Regions from separate parts of the Homo sapiens genome. Here region 1 is linked to region 2. The links are chromatin loops, found by intact Hi-C in ENCODE. Cell type or tissue: PC-3. All regions are shown on one strand. Each heading gives the region's core, and the rest is flanking DNA. Links, peaks and the distances in the headings are about the cores only. Region 1 overlaps APOO (apolipoprotein O). Region 2 has its middle 39 kb from the start of SAT1.

Region 1 (8,270 bases), core at 271-8,270, 62 kb after region 2:
AAGCCTAGGCAAGAGTGAGACTCCATCTCAAAAATAATAATAATAATACTTCATGAATTCCAGTGACTCTAAGGGTTACAAGCAACCTGAACTTTATCTCAAACTATCTCTGCACCTTATTTCCATAATCAACGAGGCCAAGGCCAAAAGGGCAGGGCTATGAGGTGTCCTACTTTCTCCCCACCCACTGACTACAAACAAAGCAGCTCCTCTTTATCCATTTTATATACTGGTATTTGGTATTCCACCTTAGATTGAGCTTGGAAAAAAGATTTTATTACTCTAAAGGGTGGGTGAAGGGGTTAAAAAAGCTTGAGAGTAACCAAAGGGCATGTCATTCAGTTCAAATGATTGGTCTGATGTTAATCAAAGCAGGACAGCAGGTTTATTCTCCACCCAGAGAACTTCTTACAGCCACTGCTGGCTGCCTTCTTTACCCTCAAAAATGCCACTGTGCCAAGGCCTGAGAAGCGAGTAAAGGGCAAAAGATAAGCTAATTAGCTTTATGTAAACACCAATCTAGTAACCCTACCCAGGACTGAAGGTAGATCCTTACCTCACTTTATTCAAAGGCAACAGAAACTGAATATCCAAAATAATTAGTGGGAAGTACAGACCAAAAAGGAATGTAAACAGTAGAGAGAAGATTTCTTGTTTTTTTTTTTTTTAAATTTAGTATTTATTAAGTACATACTTATGAGCGGCTCCTCTAGCCAAGAAACAGAAAGGATCCAGATCTCTAATTTCTTAGAGAGGAAAAAATGTGAATATATTCTTGGCTCGATAAGAATCAAGATAAGCCAAGAATCAGGCAGACCACTTAGAAAAGTGAGTTGTGCTTATAACCTGTTGGGACACAGTGGATTCCCCAGTAAACATTTATAAAGTATTCCTTAATTGTGCCCTTACCTAAGTATCATTAAAGTTTATCTGTTGAAAAAGCCATAGTTTAATATTTCCCACAAATTAAACAAACTATAAGGAAATATATTTTCTCTGTTTAAATGTCTTCTGGCTGGGCGTGGTGGCTCACGCTTGTAATCCCAGCACTTTGGGAGGCCGAGGCAGGTGGATCACCTGAGGTCGGGAGTTCGAGACTAGCCTGGCCAACATGGTGAAACCTTGTCTCTACTAAAAATACAAAATTAGCCAGGCGTGGTGGCACATGCCTATAATCCCAGCTACTTGGGAGGCTGAGGCAGGAGAATGGCTTGAACCAGGAGGAGGAGGTTGCAATGAGCCGAGATCGCACCATTGCACTCCAGCCTGGGCAACAAGAGCGAAACTCCGTCTCAAAATAAATAAATAAATAAATAAATAAATAAATAAATAAATGTATTTTAAACAGTCACATCTTCCTGATATACAATTTGTAAAAAATTATCCTACAGTAACTAAATCAGACACTCAAAATATATCGCAACATGAACAACATGTTACCTCATCAACCTTCACGGAATTTTTGGGAGGTGAGTCCTTTTTTGGTGCTGCATAGACTTTGAAGGTGAGCAAGCTCAGGCTGGCTGGCCCCACGGACCTCTGAATTACCTGAAATGCAGAAGCAATCTTAAACCTCTCTATGTTACAGACCGAATGTGCAGAACATGAGCATATTCATAACCTCAGCCACTCCCCACCCTGAAAGGCTTACTGTGCTTTATTTTATTTTTATTTATTTTTATGTTTTCAAGATGGAGTCTTGCTCTGTTACCCAGGCTGCGGTGTAGTGGCGTGATCTCAGCTCACTGCAACCTCCAACGCCCAGGTTCAAGCGATTCTTCTACCTCAGCCTCCCAAGTAGCTGGGATTACAGGCGTCTGCCACCACACCCGGCTAATTTTTGTATTTTTAGTAGAGATGGGGATTTGCCATGTTGGCCAGGCTGGTCTCGAACTCCCGACTTCAGGTAATTCGCCCGCCTCGGCCTCCCAAAGTGCTGAGATTACAGGTGTGAGCCAGTGCACCTGGCCTACAAAATATATTTTTTTAAAAAATCAGCCAGGCATGGTGGTGTGTGCCTGTAGTCCCAGCTACTCAGGAGACTGAGGTGGGAGAACTCTTGAGTTTGAGGCTTCAGTGAGCCATGATCATGCCACTACACTCCAGCCTGGGCAATAGAGTGAGACTCTGTTTCACACACACAAAATAATCGCTCCACTAAAAAAAAAAAAAAAAAAAAAAAAAAAAAAAGATGGGCTGAGAGGAGGAGAGTTATGGTTTATTAATTTAATTGTGAATATAAAAAATGTGCTGGACGCAGTGGCTCACGCCTGTAATCCCAGCACTTTGGAAGGCAGAGGCGGGTGGGTGGATCACCAGGTCAGGCATTCGAGACCAGCCTGGCCAACATAGTGAAATCCCGTCTCTACTAAAATTACAAAAAAAAAAAAAAAATTAGCTGGGCGTGGTGGCGGGCACCTGTAATCCCAGCTACACAGAAGGCTGAAGCAGGAGAATCACCTGCACCTGGGAGGTGGAGGTTGCAGTGAACCAAGATTGTGCCACCGCACTCCAGCCTGGGTGACAGTGCGAGACTCCACCTCAAAAAAAAAAAAAAAAAAAAAAAAAAAAATTCAGACCCCTCCTGCGAAGGCCGTGGCAGTTTTCTAGGAGGGACGTTGATCTCCTTAGGTTGTATCCTGGTGCTGCTGGTTCTGCCTAATAATTGTGATGGGCACAAACCACATGAACTAATGTCAGCACTAGCTGGCTAATCTGTATCGTGGAAGCAAAAGAAATCTGTAGCAAAACTGCATTGAAATTAAGACCTCAAGATGCACACTTAATACTTCAAGATGTATCAATTGTTTTTAAACCAGTTAAAGTAACAACCACCCTTTTTTTTCTTAATGGCTTTCAGCTCTTTATTTGCTTCTGAAATATGGGAATTTGCAGCCATACGTTTCAACAGATATTTTTGTTATATTTTAGCTGGCATTACGTTTTGTATTACAGAATAGCCTCATCTTTCACATTACAGGCACTGCAAATCTCAGTAATATGATTTCCAAGATGCTAAATCATGCCTAAATAGTTAGAGAGAAATCAATCACTCATTTATTTTCCACCTCTCCTCCATCCATTTCCTTTTGTCTCATTTGAGCAGGAAATAAACAATTATTGAGCATGCCTTGTGTGTTAGGCACAGCCATAGAAATAGGAATATGGAGTAAGACATATCCTCACCCTGAAAGGGCTTCCATTCTGGTAGGAAGAACTTGATAGATGTAAATAAATGGACAAACTTTTTTTTTTTTTTTTACACAGGGTCTCACACTGTTGCCTAGGTTGGAGTGCAGCAGCAGGATTTCTGCTGCACTGCAACCTTCCCATCCCAGGTTCAAGCACTCCTCCTGTCTTGTCTCCCAAATAGCTGGGACTACAGGCATGCACCACCATGTCCAGCTCATTTTTGTAATTTTTGTAGAGACAGGGTTTTGCCATGTTGCCCAGGCTGGTCTCAAACTCCTGGATTCAAACGATCCACCCACCGCGGCCTCCCAAAGTGCTGGGATTATAGGTGTGAACCACTGCACTTGGCCTGGGACAGATTAAAAAATAAAATAAGGGAGGCTGAGGCACAAGAATCGCTTGAACCCAGGAGGTGGAGATTGCAGTGAGCCAAGATACTGCCACTGCACTCCAGCCTGGGCAACAGAGCGAGACCCTGTCTCAAAAAGTAAATAAATAAAAGAAAAGTGATACGGGAGGGGCAGGCAGGGAAATGCTGGGTAGAGAAGGGCGTGGTCCCTGGCTAGGGCTCCACCCCTGGGCCTGTGCCCACCAACCTAGGTGAGGACAGGCATTTCTGTTTTTGTGCCCAAATATCGTATTTCCCAAGACCACCCTGGCCCACCACACTCCCATCTTGTGCCTATAAAAACCCCGAGACCCTAGCGGGCAGGCACACAAGCGGCTGGACGTCAAGAGAAGCAGAGGCAAGGAACAACATACCAGCAGAAGAACACAGTGACAGACTCCGGCAGGCCACCAACAGCAGAACGGCAGGACAACGCGGAGTTTGGCTGAGGGCGGTCAGAGGAGAGCCTGGCTGCTAAGCGGCCTGACTCCAGGGGAAAACCACCTTCCCACTCCATACCCCTTCTGGCTCCGTTTCCATCTGCTGAGTGCTACTTCCACCATTCAATAAAACCTTGCACTCATCCTCCAAGCCCACGTGTGATCCGGTTTTTCTGGTATACTCAGGCAAGAACCCTAGGATACAGAAAGCCCTCTGTCCTTGCAATAAGGCAGAGGGTCTAACTGAGCTGATGAACACAAGCTGCCTACTGACAGCAAAACTAAAAGAGCACACGTAACACACGCCCACTGGGGCTGCAGAAGCTGTAAACATCCACCCCTAGACGCTGCCATGGGGTTGGAGCCCACACTCCCCACGACCTGCCCATCTGCCTGCTTTCCCTAGGGGTTTTGAGCAGTGGGGCACCTAAGAAGTGGGCCACACTCCCATCACATGCCCTGTAAGAGGGACAAGGGAAATTCCCCTTGTTTCAAAAGCATGAATTCTCCCGGCTCTTAGGCAGTTCTACAGAAAGACAAAACAAGTATAGGACATTATAGACAGAGGAATCAGCATGTGTGAAGCCACGAAGCTGGGAAACAGCATGGGAGAAGTGTAGGGAGTTCGAGTTTTGTGGGAGGGAGCAGAGTGACAGAGAGATGAGTCAGAGAAGTTGGTTGTAGCCAGATCATAATGGGACTCGTGTGGCTCACATAAAAGTCCTAGGTAATAAATACCAAAAGATCTCAAATAAGGATGGAATATAGAATCGAGTTTGCCATTTAGAAAGACGATTATTTCTCAGTGTGGCGCTTTAAGTCATTAAAGGGCCAGCTGACCAGTTATGGTGCTGCTAAAACAATGAAGGAAAGAAATAAGGGCCCAAGGAAAGATTGCACAGGAGAGGAGAAAGAGGAGAAAGTAGAATTGAGATAGTTTAATAGGCAAAATTAGCAGGACTTAGTGACCAAAGGGAAAGGAAGAGTGACGATGACCTTGGTTTAATTTTTATTTTCATTTATTTTAATTTTTAAACTGACAAGAATCGTGTATATTTATTGTGTACAACATGCTGTTTTGAAATATGTGTACATTGTGGAATGGCTAAATTGAGCTAATTAACATATGCACTACCTCACAAATTAATTTTTGTGGAATCTAAAAAGGTTGAACTAATGGAAGTAGAGAGCACAATGGTGGCTACCAGGGCAAGGGCTGGGGGGAGTTGGGGAGATATTGGTCAAAAGTACAAAGTTTCAGTTAGGAGGAGTAGTTCAAGAGATCTGTTGTACAACATAATGACTAGAGTTAACAACAATGTATTGGATTTTCGAAAATCAGGAAAAGAGTAGATTTTAAGTGACCTTGGGGTTTCCGATGGGTTTTTCTAGTTGGGTGGTGACACAGCATTCCTGAGAGAGGAAGTAGAAAAAGAGGGGCAAGTCTGAGGGAAAAATGATGAGTTGGTTTTGGACATGTTCCAGAGACCGACAGACAGCTAGAGGTCTAGTCATCTATCTATGTATCTTTTATTTTACTTGAAAAGCTAAAGTAGGCAAACTTAGAAACTGTTGTCTTTTGGAAATTAAGAAAAAGTTGACCTGAAATTTTAAGTCCATAAGAACATGTTTTTTGGGTCTGGACTTCCTCAGCACTTCAGGGGTGTATTTATTTCTCATAAAGCACAGTAAGGCCGGGTGCGGTGGCTCACGTCTGTAATCCCAGCACTTTGGGAGGCCGAGGTGGGTGGATCACCTGAGGTCGGGAGTTCGACACCAGCCTGGCCAACATGATGAAATCCAGTCTCTACAAAAAACACAAAAATTAGCCAGGCGTGGTGGCAGACGCCTGTAATCCCAGCTACTCGGGAGGCTGAGGCAGGAGAATTGCTTGAAACTGGGAGGCAGGGGTTGCAGTGAGCCGAGATCGTGCCACTGCACTCCAGCCTCGGCAAATATATATATTATATATATATATAAATATATAACTATATCTATACATAACTATATATATATAGCAGAGACAGGGTCTCATCATGTTACTCAAGCTGGTCTCGAACTCCTGAGCTCAAGCAATCCTCCCGCCTTGGCCTCCCAAAGTGCTGGGATTACAGGTGTGAGCCAACACACTCAGCCTATCTTTGATTTTAAATCTCAACTCATTTCCTTTAACATTTTATTGGATTCTTAATTATTAATTTCTACTTTACCTTCCCCTCTTATCTTACTTGTTTTTCTAGTTTTAATATTATTCTAGGCCTGCCTCCCTTTACTGCCTAAACTGTTTTCTTCTTCTTCCTCTTCTCCTATTAGTTTTCCTCCCTAAGCCTACCCTGATACCCATTCCACAGCAAGAACTGTGGCCACAAGGGTGGTAGCACCAAAGAAAGCTGGCTCCTGCAGCGGCCTTTTCAGCTTCCAGCAGGCTCTCAACAGACAAGCAAACAAAACAAAGAAAAAGCAAACCTCACCCCAGGAGACCTGGGAGACCTACAAATGAACACTCCCCAGGACCATAATTCTTAGTTTGCAGAGAACACATGATTTACTCGAGGATTTCTCAAACTCAGCACTACTGACATTTGGGTTGGGTCCTTCTTTGTGGGGCTGTCCTGTGCACTGCAGGAAGTTTGGCAGCATCCCTAGCCTCTACCCACTAGATGCCAGTAGCACCTCCTCCCAGTCACGACAGTCAAAAACATCTCCAGACACTGCCAAATGTCTCCTGGGGAGCAACTCTCCCACTGAGAACCTCTGATTTACTTGAGTAAGTATTACTTTCTGACATCTCTCACCATCTAGACTTGAAGAAAATCTGTATGTTTTAAAACCCATGGCCTCAAACATAGTGAGAAACCAGAACAATCACTACTAGGCCGGGGAGGTGGGAGTTGGAAGGAAGTGGACTTACTGAGAAGTGGCACAAGTGAACTTTCTGGGGTGAAACAATCTTGATTGGGGTATGGGTTATTCAAGGTATATACATTTGTCAAAGCTCAAATTGTACAACTAAGACTGTACAACTTAAAAATCTATGTATTTCACTCTATGTAAATTAGACTTTTTAAAAAATCCATCAGCTCTAGCACACCTAATCCATGCCAAGCTCATTCCTAAGGAGCCAGCCACACACCTGACCATGGTAAGGAACTGGTATAGATCTGTGTGATGGAAACCCATGGGAGGAGCCTTGGTAAAAGGTCCCCAGGTAGACATGGCTGAAGCTGATGCACTCAACATCTTGGCTGATTCATCTTCCTTTTTAGCTTCAAAGGGGGCTCCTCCTGGTGCGAGATGACCCCACCCTGCCTCAGCATGCTCACCACCTTTCCCTCTTAACAGTAAAAAGGAAGCTGGCCAGACCAGATGTCATCACAAATGGCCATCTTCGACACTGTGTGCCTGCCAGGTGGTTATCATAATTTGTTAGGGCTCATATTGAGTATTCAGGCCAACCTATTCAAAATCAGGATTTAAGAAGGGAAAGGCTAAGATGGGTAGAATCACCCCAGGACAGTGTAAGGGCACAAAGAGGAGATGAACCTTCTTCAATCTTTTGTCTCCCCAAGGAAGAACAATCCAGTTCTTTGAAGAAACACAATCAACTTTCAGGGTCTGGGACATAATAAAAAAAAATCTCTAGCCTTATCAACTTTCCTCCTGTTCGCACTCTGGATGGGTTGCTTTGTGAGACATGAACACAAAGGTATTCTCTCTCCATGAGGAGTCCTGACCCATTATGATATAATCGGACTGAATATACCTCCCAAGAAGTGAAATCTCCCCCATACTTTTTCTTTTTCCCTTTTTTTTTTTTTTTTTTTTTTTGCGACAGAGTCTCCCTCTGTCGCCAGGCTGGAGTGCAGTGGCATGATCTTGGCTCACTGCAACCTCCGCCTCCTGGGTTCAAGCCATTCTCCTGCCTCAGCCTCCCAAGTAGCTGGGACTACAGGTGTGCGCCACCACATGCGGCTAATTTTTGTATTTTTAGCAGAGACGGGGTTTCACCATGTTGGCCAGGATGGTCTTGATCTCTTCACCTTGTGATCCGTCCGCCTCGGCCTCCTAAAGTGCTGGGATTACAGGCATGAGCCACTGTGCCCGGCCTCCCCCAAACTTTTTCTGATGCAGGGCTGTAATCTCTAGACTGCATGTACCCACGCCCTGAGCACTCCCTTTCCCAAGTGATAGTCCTTGAGAAGCCTTGTTGCCAGGTACACTCCCTGGTCAGGGCAGATGAGTTGGCTCAG
Region 2 (8,309 bases), core at 1-8,000:
GGGCCAGGCAGTCACTTTTCTATCATTTGAGACCAGATTTTTTCTTTTTTTTTGAGACACAATCTTGTTCTGTTGCCCAGGCTGCAGTGCAGTGGCATGATCTCTGCTCACTGCAACCATCTGCCTCCCAGGTTCAAGCGATTCTCCTGCCTCAGCCTCCCGAGTAGCTGGAACTACAGGCGTGCACCAGCATGCCTGGCTAATCTTTTTATAATTTTAGTAGAGATGGGGCTTCACCATGTTGGCCAGGCTGGTCTCCAACTCCTGACCTCAGATGATCCACCTGCCTTGACCTCCCAAAGTGCTGGGATTACAGGCGTGAGCCACTGCACCTGGCCGAGACCAGATTTTTAGTTGCTTTTAGCAGCTGCCTTAGTTACTGGAAAAAGTAAATCCAAACAACTCTAACTCAAATTTATATCCTGTCAATTCATTATCTCCATCATTGGTTTCCTAGAAATAGGTAATGAAATTAAATAAGCCATGAAGAGATAAACAATTGAGCCAGTACCACCTGAACTCTCTAAGTATATTTTGATTATACCTTGAGGATGTTCTCATTTAGAGACTATATGCAACACTATATGGTACAGAAAAGGGTGTTGGGGCAGAGTTCAGATAACAGGGGTGCTGCTCGGGCAACGCAGGACAGTCTTTTTTTCATTATTTTATTATTGTAAAAAACAAAATTTACCATCTTAGCTTTTTTTTTTTTTGAGATGGAGTTTTGCCACCACATCCCGCCCATAATTTGTCTTGTGACTGGCTTAATTTCACTTAGCAACAAGTCCTCCTTTTTCATCCATATTGTAGCATGTGACAAGATTTCCTTCCTTTTTAAGACCAAATAACATTCCACTGTATACACATATCACGTGTTTATCCATTTATCTGTCAATGGACATTTGGGTTGCTTCCACCTCATTGCTAATGTGAACAGTACTGCTATGAACAGGGGTGTGCAAATACGCAGTTTTAAAAAACATCTTTGGCTGGGCGCAGTGACTCATGCCTGTAATCCCAACACTTTGGGAGGCCGAGGCAGGCAGATCATGAGGTCGAGAGATTGAGACCATCCCGGCCAACGTGGTGAAAACCCGTCTCTACTAAAAATACAAAAATTAGCTGGGCATGGTGGCGCACACCTGTAGTCCCAGCTACTCGGGAGGCTGAGGCAGGAGAATCACTTGCACCCAGGAGGCGGAGGTTGCAGTGAGCTGAGATCGCACCACTGCACTCCAGCCTGGCGACAGAGCAAGACTCCGTCTCAAAAAACAACAAAAAACCATCTTTATTGAGATATAATTCACATATCATAATTCACCCATTTAAAGTGTACAATTCAATAATTTTCAACAGAATTGTGCAACCTCACTCCAAAAAGAAACACCATTAGAAGTCACTTCCCACCCCTCCATGCCAGTTTATGTGTCAACTTGACTACAGTCCCCAGGTGATCAAATACTAATCTAGGAGCTTTGGTGAAGGTTATCCTGTAGATGTGATAAAAATCCATAATGAGGCTGGGCGTTGTGGCTCACACCTGTATTCCCAGCACTTTGGGAGGCCGAGGCAGGTGGATCACTTGAGGTCAGGAGTTCAAGACCAGCCTGGCCAACATGGTGAAACCCCGTGTCTCCTAAAATACAAAAATTAGCCGGGCGTCGTGGCACATGCCTGTAATCCCAGCTACTCGGGAGGCTGAGGCAGGAGAATCGCTTGAACCTGGGAGGCGGAGGGTGCAGTGAGCCGAGATTGGGCCACTGCACCCCAGCCTGGGTGGCAGAGGGAGACTCCATCTCAAAAAAATAATTTAAAAAATACAAAAATTAGCCGGGTGTGGTGGCACGCACCTGTAGTTCCAGCTATAGGTGAGGTTACGTCTCAAAAAAAAAAAAAAAAGTCCATAATCAGTTGACTTCTATATAAGTGGGCCTGATTCAATCAGGTGAAAGACCTTACGAGCTGAACTGAGGTTTGCCTGAAGAAGAAATTCCATCTATGGACCACAGCTTCCACTCATGCCTGAAAACTCCAGCTGCCCTTTCTGCTTACCAGCCCTATGGATTTCAGACTAGCCTGGCCAGCCCCCACAGTCGGCTAAGCCAACTCCTTGCAATAAACCTCTCAAAATACATCTCCTACGTGTTCTGTTTCTCTAGTTGAACCCTGATTGATATGCTCCGCCCTCCCCCAATCATTGGAGTCTTAAGCAACTATGAATCTACTTTCTGTTTCTTTGTACTTGTCTATTCCAGACATTCCAGATAAATGGAATCATACACTATGTGCTCTTTTGTGATGGGCTTCTTTCACTTTAGCATAATGTTTTCAAGTGTCATTGACGTGGCATGGATCAGTACTTTTTTCTGAGACAGGGTTTTGCTCTGTCACCCAAGCTGGAGTGCAGTGGTGCAATCATAGCTCACTGTAACCTTGAACTCCTGGGTTCAAGTGCTCCTACTGTTTCAGCCTCCTGACTGGCTAGGACTACAGGCATGTGCCACCACACCCAGCTAATTGTAATTTTGTAGAGGTGAGGTCTCACTATGTTGCCCAGGCTAGTTTTGAACTCCTGGCCTCAAGTGATCCTCCTGTCTTAACTCCCAAAGTGTTGGGTACAGGCGTGAGACACCACACTTGACCAGTACTTCGTTCTTTTTTACGGCTGAATAATATTCCATTGTATGGAAATACATTTTGTTTATACATTTATCAGTTGATGGACATTTGATTGTTTCTGTTGTGACTATGATAAATAATGCTGCTATGGCTATCTATGTACAAGCTTTTGTGTGGACATGTGTTTTCATTTTTCTTGGGTATATACTGCAGTAGAGAAGAAATGCTGGGTCACATGTTTAGCATTTTGTGGAACTGCCAAACTGTTTTCTCCACATCCTTGTCAACACCTGTTCTTATCTTTTTTATCCTAGTGGGTATGAAATGACACCTTGTGGTTTTCATGCGCATTTTTCTGATGACTAATGATGCTGAACAGCTTTTCATGGGTTTATTGGCCATTTGTATATCTTCTTTTTAAAAATGTCTGTCAGGCTGGGCACGGTGGCTCATGTCTGTAATCCCAGCACTTTGGGAGGCCGAGGTGGGCAGACTGCCTGAGCTCAGGAGTTCGCAACCAGCCTGGGCAACACGGTGAAACCCCACCTCTGCTGAAATACAAAAAATTAGCCAGGCATGGCGGTGTGCGCTAGTAGTCCCAGCTACTCAAGAGGCTGAGGCAGAACTGCTTAAACCCAGGAGGCAGAGGTTGCAGTGAGCTGAGATCGTGCTACTGCACTCCAGCCTGGGTGACAGAGCAAGACTCCATCTCAAAAAAAAAAAAAAAGAGTCTGTTCAAATCCTTTGTTTTATTTTTTGAGAGGGAGTCTCACTCTGTCGCCCAGGCTGGAGTACAGTGGCGTAATCTCGACTCACTGCAACCTCCGCCTCCTGGGTTCAAGTGATTCTCCTGCCTCAGCCTCCCGAGTAGCTGAGAGTACAGGCGTATGCCACCACACCCGGCTAATTTTTTTTTTGAGACAGTGTTTCGCTCTGTTGCCCAGGCTGGAGTGCAGTGGCACGATCTCAGCTCACTGCAACCTTCACCTCCCAGGGATTCTACTGCCTCAGTCTCCCCAATAACTGGGATTACAGGCGTGTGCCACCACGTTTGGCTAATTTTTGCATTTTTTGTAGAACAGGGTTTCACCATGTTGGTCAGGCTGGTCTTGAACTCCTGACCTCAAATGATCCACCCGCCTTGGCCTCCCAAAGTGCTGGGATTACAGGCGTGAACCACCACGCCTGGCCAATTTTTGTATTTTTAGTAGAGACGGGGTTTCACCATGTTGGCCAGGCTGGTCTTGAACTCCTGACCTCAGATGATCCACCCGCCTTGGCCTCCCAAAGTGCTGGGATTACAGGCTTGTGCCACCGCGCCTGGCCCTCTGCTCAGTTTTAATTGGGTTGTTTTCTTATTGTTGAGTTGTAAAAGTTCTTTAAATATTCTGTATATGCGAGCCTCTTATCAGATCTATGTACAAATATTTTCCTGTACTCCATGGGTTTTTTTCTTTATTACTTTTTTAATAGAAATGAGGTCTTGCTATGTTTCCCAGGTGGGTCTCGAACTCCTGGGCTCAAGCAATCCTCCCACCTCGGCCTCCCAAAGTGCTGGGATTACAGGTGTGAGCCACTGCATTCAGCTTGTTTTTTTAAAGAAAGGGTTTTATTGTCACCCAGGCTCATGGCCCACTGCAGCCTCAACCTCCTGGGCTCAAGCAATCCTCCATCAGCCTCCTGAGTAGCTGAGACTACAGGTGTGTGCTACCACGCCTGGCTAATTTTGATATTTTTTTGGTAGAGACAGGGTCTTGCTAAGCTGCCCAGGGTGGTTTCAAACTCCTGGGCTCAAGTGATCCACCTGCCTTGGCCTCCCTAAGTGCTGGGATTACAGGCATGAGCTACCACACCCAACTGCCTTTTTATTTTCTTGATGGTATAATTTATAGCACAAAAGTTTCTACATTCTGAGGTAGTCCAATTTATCTGTTTTGTCACCCGTGCTTTTGGTGTTGTATCTAAAAAACCACTGCCTAACCCAAGATCACGATTTACTCCTTTTCCAAGATTTATTCCTATGCTGTCTTCTGAAAGTCTAACAGATTTAGTTACGACATTTAGGTGTATGATTCCACACAGACTTCTAAAAGTCTCACCTATTTGGTAGTGCTTTCCCAGGGAAATATTTATGGCACCACTAAGAAACAAACAATTAAACTATTGTGTTTAAAACAAAATGTGCAATGTGTGCTCTTTAGCATTCTGATCTAGGCTGAGAACAATATTTGAAATGAGCCAGTGCTCTCTCTGTAGGACAAATAAATGCTTTCATAAAGACGTCACTTTTGAATGGAGTGCAGTTTATGACCTATTTACTTATGAACCAGCCCAAACCGCTTGCCTCCATAGCGTGAGGGAAGGAAGAAAGACTCTACTGTGAGAATCAGGAAAAAAACCCAATCACTAATTTGGTCTAAACAAGGGAGCTTAGAGTTTTCTGTGGCTTTCAAAAACTACTTTCTCTTTGCTTGAAGAAGATGAATAAAAACAGTTTTTTTAATGTCTTGTGACCTGGAAATATTTAATGTAAATATAATGGTCCTTTTATTTATGTTCTTCTAAAGCTGATGGCAAGATGGCATGACATAAAACAAACACCATCTTAACATGCTGTTTTCGGTGGTGGGTCCTCAAGATTTGCTTAAAATGACTCAAAGGACTCAACATACATGTTCTCATGCCTTAGGTTTATCCTAACAAAGGATTCATGACAGGACCAGCAAAGGAAAAAGACACAGCAGAGTCTGGAGAAATCCACACACAGGCTTCCCATGCTTTCTCCCTCCCAACCCGGGAGGGCACACGTTGAGCATGCTCCCTTCTCCAGCAGCAAAACTGAAGCCACACGTGTGCAATGCTTCTGCCCAGAGAAGCCTATCAGAGATTCACCGCCAAAGCCTTTTTTTGTTTTGTTTTGAGACAGAATCTCGCTCTGTCACCCAGGCTGAAGTGCAGTGGCATGATCACGGCTCACTACAGCCTCAAACTCCTGGGCTCAAGTGATTCTCCTGCCTTGGCCTCCTGAGTAGCTGAGACTGCAGGCGCGTGCCACCACACCTGGCTAATTTTTGTGTTTTTAGTAGAGATGGGGTTTCACCATGTTGGTCAGGCTGGTCTCAAACTCCTGGCCTCAAGTGATCCACCTGCCTCGGAAAGTGCTGGGACTACAGGCATGAGCTACCTTGCCCAGCCGGCACCAAAGGGTTTTATTGGAGTCTGGTCATGTAGGCATCTTCTGCCTAGCAATGACCAAAATTCACCAGATTCACAGAAGGAAGCCAGGCATTTGCCATAACTCACAACGTTTGCACAGTCTCTGTGACCTGATACAACAGAGCTTGGTGCCCTAGACTTAATGAGCATAGGGAACTTTCGGGAAGCCCAGTTTCCGAAAGGCCAACCCTGCAAGCAGGTCTTTTTGAAGTCAGCAGACTCAGGCTTGCTATGGTAACTCTCTCCTGTGTAGAGGTCACGTCATTCATGCAAGCTTGAATTTTATGTTTACTTAAGGAAACACTCACCTTAATGTTTATTAATATTCTGAATTTGTAATTATTTCAGTGAGCTGAAGTTTATTCCTATCTATGAATTTTAAAAAGTAAGTATATTACTATAGTAAATACTGTCTAATGGCATGTTTAAGCTGCTAAGGAGCTAATTAAAGGACAGTGGCATAACTTATGAAAATGACATTATTAATTTTTTTTTGAGATGGAGTTTCACTCTTGTTGCCCGGGCTGGAGTGCAATGGCGCAATCTCAACTCACTGCAACCTCCACCTCCTGGGTTCAAGCAATTCTCCTGCCTCAGACTCCCAAGTAGCTGGGATTACAAGCATGTGCCACCACACCCGGCTAATTTTGTATTTTTAGTAGAGATGGGGTTTCACCATGTTGGTCAGGCTGGTCTCAAACTCCTGACCTCAGGTGACCCACCTGTCTCAGCCTCCCAAAATGCTGGGATTACAGGTGTGAACCACTGCGCCTGGCCAATGAAAATGATATTATTAATTCTACATTAAACATATCTATTAAAGCAGGACATGCAGGATCTCGACTGGCACTACTCTTAGCCAGATGTTCAAATTCCTATTCATGGCCAGGCATAGGGGCTCACGCCTATAATCCCAGCACTTTGGGAGGCTGAGACGGGCAGATCAACTGAGTTTGGGATTTCGAGACCAGCCTGGCCAACTTAGTGAAACCCTGTCTCTACTAAAAATACAAAAAATTAGCTGGGTGATGGTGCATGCCTGTAATCCCAGCTACTTGGGAGGCTGAGGCAGGAGAATTGCTTGAACCTGGGAGGCGGAGGTTGCAGTGAGCTGAGATTGCACCACTGCACTCCAGCCTAGGCAATAGGGCAAGACTCCATCCCAAAAAAAAAAAAAAAAAAAAAAAAAAAAAATTCCTGTTTACATGTGAAAGTAATAAGACATTAACTATTTTCCATATACAATAGCATTAATGAGCTAGAGGGATACATCAAGGGCTGCTCAAAAGCCCAATTCTGGGCTAATACTTGCTAGACTTGCTAGGGACAGAAGGTGTTCCAAGCGAAAAACAGTGATCACACAAAGAGAGCATGAGCTAAGTCCTAACAGTAAAACCATACATCTGAAGCCTGTATTCCCTGTTTTACCAGGCTTGTTTCCTCTGATTACTTTTCTTCCTTACCTAAAAGAGTTAGTGTACACAAAAATTTTAAACTACTGCCTAGGTACACTCATATTTTACTTTTTTTTTTTTTTTTTTTTTGAGACAGGGTCTTGCTCTGTCACCCAGGCTGGAATGCAGTGGCACAATCTTGGCTCACTGAAGCCTCAACTTCCCAGGCTGAAGTGATCCTTCCATCTCAGACTCCCAAGTAGCTGAGACTACAGGCGTGCACCACTACACCTAGTTAATTTTTTTTTTTTTGAGATGGAGTCTCACTGTGTTGCCCAGGCTGGAGTGCAGTGGTGCGATCTCAGCTCACCACAACCTCCGCCTCCCAGGTTCAAGCGATTCTTCTGCCTCAGCCTCCTGAGTGGCTTGGATCACAGGTGCGTGCCACCATGCCCGGCTAATTTTTGTATTTTTAGTAGAGACAGGGTTTCACCATGTTGGCCAGGCTGGTCTCGAACTCCTGACTTCAAGTGATTGGCCCACCTCGGCCTCCCAAAGTGCTGGGATTACAGGCATGAGCCACTGCGCCTGGACAATTGACTAATTTTGAAATTTGTTTTGTAGAGTTGGGGGTCTCACTATGTTGCCCAGGCTGGTCTCAAACTCCTAGGCTCAAGTGATCCTCCTGTCTTGGCCTCCCAAAGTATTAAGATTACAGGTATGAGCCACCTCTCCTGGCAACATTCATATTTTAGACAAACATCCTTGGGTGCTTCTTTGCACAAGACCAAAATACAAAATCAGTATCTACCACAGATTGTACATTATGATAATGCTGCCTGTAACTACTCTGATTGTTTCATGTACTTACTTTGTCTTTGAATCTGAATTGTAAAAGGTATTTCTCTACCTGCCCACCATAACAAAGTATCTACACCAGGCATTCAGTGAGTGCTTAATAAATCTAAGGGGGAGAAGCCATAGAGATTGAAGGCCTTTAGAGAGTTCCTCTTTTTTAGATTTGGAAGTTAGAAACAGAGACATGTACTCTGAGGTTGAGGACAAACAAATCAAATA

What was found. Peaks named below come from ENCODE experiments on the same cell type or tissue, not always from the same donor. Only the 100,000 strongest peaks of a DNase experiment are listed, where the experiment ranks them.
Region 1: a loop joins it to region 2, with 3 times the contacts of the local background. A loop is called at or near these places in 3 of 110 quality-filtered maps.

What each region holds. Positions count from the first base shown.
Region 1 is chrX:23,879,405-23,887,674 of GRCh38, forward strand. APOO (apolipoprotein O) reads right to left here. Exons shown (of 9, transcript NM_024122.5): 2 at 1,441-1,548. Among named protein-coding and RNA genes, the nearest start is that of APOO, 24 kb to the right of the region's middle. RefSeq lists an enhancer at 3,415-4,181 and a silencer at 7,998-8,175. In PC-3, for the core only: no CTCF peak of the experiment used is centred there; DNase peaks (open chromatin) are centred at 4,657 and 5,487; H3K4me3 peaks cover 600 bases; H3K27ac peaks cover 2,086 bases.
Region 2 is chrX:23,817,656-23,825,964 of GRCh38, forward strand. No RefSeq gene overlaps it. Among named protein-coding and RNA genes, the nearest start is that of SAT1, 39 kb to the left of the region's middle. In PC-3, for the core only: no CTCF peak of the experiment used is centred there; DNase peaks (open chromatin) are centred at 2,956 and 4,916; H3K27ac peaks cover 3,722 bases.